Linked DNA regions of Homo sapiens: region 2 is linked to region 1. The links are chromatin loops, found by intact Hi-C in ENCODE. Cell type or tissue: GM12878. All regions are shown on one strand. Links, peaks and the distances in the headings refer to the core of each region. The heading gives the core; the rest is flanking DNA. Region 1 overlaps NUMB (NUMB endocytic adaptor protein). Region 2 overlaps NUMB (NUMB endocytic adaptor protein).

Region 1 (2,920 bases), core at 126-2,625:
TGCCTCAGCCTCCCTAGTAGCTGGGATTACAGGCATGTGCCACCATGCCCAGCTAATTTTGTATTTTTAGTAGAAATGGGGTTTCTCCATGTTGGTCAGGCTGGTCTCGAACTCCTGACCTCAGGTGATCCGCCCACCTCGGCCTCCCAAAGTGCTGGGATTACAGGTGTGAGCCACTGCGCCCGGCCTCGCCTGGCTAATTTTTGTATTATTAGTAGATACGGGGTTTCACCATGTTGGCCAGGCTGATCTCGAACTCCTGACCTCAGGTGATCCACCGGCAGCCTCCTAAAGTGCTGGGATTACAGGAGTGAGCCACCACGCCTGGCCTAAGGTAAGATTCTTATAAGCTTAAATGGGACTGCTCATATGTTTTTTAAAATCTCTAATGATCAAATATAATACCCTTAAGCTGTTGAAGGGTATTATATTGTTGAAGCTTTATCCTTCCACTTAGTCCAAAGTACAATCTCCTGAGAGACTATTTAACGTTCAGGAAACCACTTTAGTTACTCATTTACTTTATGAGAAATAGTATTCTCTCAACATATTGTTCTACATGACATAGCATGTCTAAGGTACTAAGCATTAGCATTTAGTGTTAAGATCTGAGTTCTTTTTTTTTTTTTTTTGAGATGGAGTTTCACTCTTGTTGCCCAGGCTGGAGTGCAGTGGCACGATCCCAGCTCACTGCAACCTCCACCTCCTGGGTTCAAACGATTCTCCTGCCTTAACCTCCCAAGTAGCTGATTACAAACACAGACCACCATGCCCCGCTAATTTTTGTATTTTTGGTACAGATGAGGTTTCACCATGTTGGTCAGGCTGGTCTTGAACTTCCGACCTCAAGTGATCCACCCGCCTTGGCCTCCCAAAGTGCTGGGATTACAGGCATGAGCCACCGCTCGTGGCCTATTTTTGTTCTTATATATTTTTTAATAAGTTTCCACTCTCACAAATTTGATACAATAGATGATAGACTATCCTTTTACCATGTTTTAAAATTAAAAAAAGATGGACTCCACATCTGAAATTTCTTCTTGCTCTGAAGAAAACACTATTTTAAGAAAATGATATTTGAACTAATTAACCTGGCTTTTGACTCAAAACTCAATTTAAGTGACATCTTAAGGACTAGTGAATGGCTCTTTGGTTAACATTTACTTAGAATCCAAATAATATCTCAAATCATAGGTACCATTTTGCATTTGAGAGACAGTGATCCTAAATGCCTAAATAAGAATAGACACACAGCTCTACCCCTAGAAAGCATAGGGTGTTATATAAGTACATTTAATTGTTAATTAAAATTTCCTAGAATACCTAAAGTCAGGAAGAAATTTAACAAGAAGATAATTAAAAAAAAAAAATTCAAATGCCACTGAAAGGGGAGAAAGTCTGGCAGGTAAAAAGCAGTTTTGATAGGCAACTTGCCTGGTAAATTTCAAGTGGTTTAATATAGCTGCATTTTAGTTATTTGACCTTATTACATTGCATACTTTTTTTTAAGTTCAAGAGAAGCAATAGTCTTCACTTTTAGTACATTACTGTTGGAAACAGTGATCATTTTAATTATTTTTTGGAACTTGTGTAGTTTTCATTAGTGTTTGGATGAAATTTGTTATACTTGAAAGCTATGTATTTAATTGTTTTATACAATAGTTGGAAAGTGATATTGCCCCCTTGTGGCTACTTACACCACTGGCATTCATTAGTTTAGTTTTTTCCACACTGAATAGTAGTAATTAGTAGTCATTGGTGGCTTGTCACCATTGGGACCATCTTCCCACCTTGTATTTCACTATAAGCGGGAACTAATACCATGTTGGGATCAGTATTGGTGATAACACCATGCCATGATCTGCACAAATTTTTATGAAACAGAAGCTGAAATCTGAAGCCCTTAACCTTTGAGCAAGAAGCTCTGTCAGATTGCCTTGCTATCCCACCTCTCAACTCATGTCTATCTTGATTCTGATAGTGTTCCTACCTTTTTTTTTTTTTTTTTTTTTTTGAGACAGTGCCTTATACTGTCACCCAGGCTGGAGTACAGTGGCACAGACATAGTTCACTGCAGCCTCAGCCTCCTAGGCTGAGATAATTTTTTTTTTTTTTTTTTTTTTAGAGATGGGTTCTCACTATGTTGCCCAAGCTGGTTTCGAACCCCTGGGCTCAAGCAGTCCTTCCACCTCGGCGTCCCAAAGTGCAGAAGACAGAATTTGAGGCAACAGTAGCCACTAGAAGGTAAAAAGAGAGGCTGGGCGTGGTGGCTCACACCTGTAATCCCAGCACTTTGGGAGGCCAAGGCGGGTGGATCACTTGAGTCCAGTAGTTTGAGACCATCCTGGCCAACATGCTGAAACCCTGTCTCTCCTAAAAATACAAAAAATTCGCTGGGCATGGTGGTGCGTGCCTATGGTTCCAGCTACTTGGGAGGCTGAGGCATGAGAGTCACTTGAACCTAGGAGGCAGAGGTTGCAGTAAGCTGAGATTGCATCATTGCACTCCAGCAGCCTGGGCGACAGAGCAAGACTATCTCAAAAAAAGAAAGTAAAAAGAGAATCCTGGAAATGAGTAAGCCAAAAAGGAGTAGTCCCAAATTCTGTTCATAAATTCTGCCCAAATCTCTGACCCTTTTAGCCATGTAGATTCAAGGCAGACTCCAAATAGCCCAACTAAGGATATAAAAACTGATATTTGATTACCTACGTATGGTGACATGCACCTGTAGTCCTAGCTCCTCGGGAGGCTGAGGCGGGAGGATGCTTGAGCCCTGGAGTTGAGGTTACAGTGAGCAGTGATTGCGCCACTGCACTCCAGCCTGGATGACGGAGCAAGACAGTCTCAAAAAAAGAACAAAAACGCCCTGATGTCTGAGGTGCTGTTCAAAAGATAAGAGTTTTCCATTTGAGTATAATCA
Region 2 (2,920 bases), core at 111-2,610, 120 kb before region 1:
ACATTTTCTAGAAGTGTAACTATTGGGTCAAAGGATGGGCATAATTTTGAAATGTGATTATTTTCTAAAGAGCTTTTATACTGATATGCCATTGTTGGATAAAGCCCTGCTAGTAGTGAATAGGAGTGCGCCCCCACAACCTTTAAACTTATTCTAACTGGCATAGTGATTCTAGTAAAAAAAAAAAAAAAGAAAAGAAAAAGTAAGAGTATTTACTGTGGTTTTTCCAACTAACATAATTTTTTCCCTTAAGCATATTTTGTATGGAGAATGTGTCAAATTTCGTTGTTTTGCAGGTCTCAATAAAGCTTGTATGTTGTGCTTAAGTTGCTCTTCTCTGATCTGTTCCTCTAGTGGCAGATACCTGGATGTAAACAATCTGGGTGTTCATTTATCTTCATGGAATTTACAAAAGACTTTTAATCTAGGAAGTGGCATAAAATGTCACAGTGGATATTAAATGTTTATCTATAGGGGAAAATTTGGCAAGCCAAATCTTTGAACCAACAGCCTTTAGTTGAGTTCTGTGAATTCACTGTGAAGTGCCAGCATTTCCAATTGTTTATAGAAATCTAGATTTTTTTTCTTTCTTTTGTAGTACTGTTTTAGAAATAATCTGTTTTCATATTTCCTCTTTATTATAAAACATAGCCTGCTCTAATTCTAAAGTATTGCATAATTACTACTAACATCCATTTATCATGGCTTCTTGACTAGCATCGTTGGAATATTGGTTTTCTTGAAAATAGTTACAAGAGGCCGGACGTGGTGGCTCACACCTGTAATCCCAGCACTTTGGGAGGCTGAGGAGGGCAGATCACTTGAGGCAGGGAGTTCGAGACCAGCCTGGCCAACATAGTGAAACCTCATCTCTACTAAAAATACAAAAATTAGCTGAGCGTGGTGGCTCATGCCTGTAATCCCAGCTGCTTGGGAGGCTGAGGCAGGAGAATTGCTGGAAGCTGGGAGGCGGAGGTTGCAGTAAGCCAAGGCCATCTCAAAAAAAAAAAAAAAAGAAAAGAAAAAATAGTTGCAAGACAGTAAGGAGAAATAGTTTATCGTGCTGGTATGGAGGCAGAAAGATGTGGAGTGTAATCATAGAAAAATGTGAAGTGTTACTTTAGTTATTTTGGCTATGTCATTGTTCATTTTGGTTATATCATTGTTCATTTTGGTCAAATAACATGTAAGGTGTTTTCACTAGTAACAATGTTGTTTCTTGCATATCTGAAAAGCCTTTACAAGACCTATTGTTATTCCTCTGTGTTTTGTTGGTATTTAGCTCTCCTTTTAACACAGTTGTTAAAACTGAAAGCAGAACATGAGAAGCAAGCACTACAGTCTGTTAAAGAATCAGACCAATGACGAAATGAAGTGAAACACATTGTTGGCTAAAAATAGCATTTTGCAAATTACATTTGAAGTTGGTTTGTTAGAGCATCTATTGGTAATGAAATTCAGCTGTTCTTATTCTGTGTTTTGTGTGTATTTTTAAAACATCATTATCAGCTGGGCGTGGTAGCGCACCTGTATCCCAGCACTTTGGGAGGCCGAGGCAGGCAGATCACAAGGTCAGCAGATCGAGACCATCCTGTCTAACACGGTGAAACCCTGTCTCTACTAAAAATACAAAAAAATTAGCTGGGCGTGGTGGTGGGCGCCTGTAGTCCCAGCTACTCGGGAGGCTGAGGCAGGAGAATAGCGTGAACCCGGGAGGCGGAGCTTGCAGTGAGCTGAGATCACGCTACTGCACTCCAGCCTGGGCAACAGAGCGAGACTCAGTCTCAAAACCCGCCCCCCCCGCACCCGCCCCCAGAAAAACCGGTCATTATCTGGGGGCCAGGCACGATGGTTCATGCCTATAATCCCAGCAAATTGGGAGGCTGAGAAGGGCAGATCGCTTTGAGCTCAGGAGTTCAAGACTAGCCTGGGCATCATGGTGAAACCCCATCTCTATGAAAAATTAGCTGGGTGTTGCTGGCTTGCACCTGTAGTCCCAGCTACTCAGGTGGCCGAGGCTAGAGAATTGCTTGAGCCAGGAAGCGGAGGTTGCAGTGAGCCATGATCACACCACTGCATTCCAGCCAGAGCGACAGAGTGAGACCCTGTCTCAAAACAAACACCCCTGCAACATTATCTGAAAGTAGATGGCCATGCAAAATGAGTTTCTCTTGCTTTTTAACTAGTTTTTCCTTTAAGACCATATAAGCCTTTCCTATAGTCTCTGAAAACTTAAGGCTGTAATACTTGGAATTAAGAGTAAATGAAGGCTGGGTGTGGTGGCTTACGCCTGTAATCCCAGCACTTCGGGAGGCTGAGGTGGGTAATCACTTGAGGTCAGGAGTTTGAGACCAGCCTGGCCAACATGGTGAAACCCCGTCTCTACTAAAAATACAAAAATATTAGCCGAGTGTGGTGGCATGTGCCTGTAGTCTCAGCTACTCAGGAGGCTGAGGCATGAGAATCCCTTGAACCCGAGAGGTGGAGGTTGTAGTGAGCTGAGATCGTGCCACTGCACTCCAGCCTGGGTGACAGAGTGAGACTCTGTATCAAAAAAAAAAAAAAAAGAAAAAACATTTGAGATAATTAAATTTAAAACAGTAAAATTCAGGTGTGACTGCTTAATATTATAATACTGCATTGGTTTGTGGGCTTTTAAAGGCAGGAACTGTATCACTGTGTTTAGCATACATAATAAAAGAACTCTTTGTTTTGTTTGTTTGTTTTTATTTTGTTTGTTTTGACTTGGAGTCTTGCTCTGTCACTCGGGCTAGAGTGTAGAGTGCAGTGGCACGGTCTGGGCAGTGGCGCAATCTCTGCTCACTGCAACCTCCACCTCCTGGGTTCAAGCGATTCTTATGCCACAGCCTCCTGAGTAGCTGGGACTACAGATGCGCACCACTAGGCCTAGCTAATTTTT

What was found. Hi-C counts contacts between places; a loop is a spot of excess contacts. Peaks named below come from ENCODE experiments on the same cell type or tissue, not always from the same donor. Only the 100,000 strongest peaks of a DNase experiment are listed, where the experiment ranks them.
Region 2: a loop joins it to region 1, with 2.2 times the contacts of the local background. A loop is called at or near these places in 2 of 110 quality-filtered maps.

Annotation. Positions count from the first base shown.
Region 1 is chr14:73,294,154-73,297,073 of GRCh38, reverse strand. The region is part of intron 7 of NUMB (NUMB endocytic adaptor protein); the gene reads left to right. Among named protein-coding and RNA genes, the nearest start is that of PAPLN-AS1, 50 kb to the right of the region's middle. In GM12878, for the core only: a CTCF peak has its summit at 1,684 (motif pointing left); a DNase peak (open chromatin) is centred at 503.
Region 2 is chr14:73,413,604-73,416,523 of GRCh38, reverse strand. All of the region lies in intron 1 of NUMB (NUMB endocytic adaptor protein), which reads left to right. Among named protein-coding and RNA genes, the nearest start is that of NUMB, 43 kb to the left of the region's middle. In GM12878, for the core only: no CTCF peak of the experiment used is centred there; a DNase peak (open chromatin) is centred at 1,383; H3K4me3 peaks cover 1,231 bases; H3K27ac peaks cover 1,463 bases.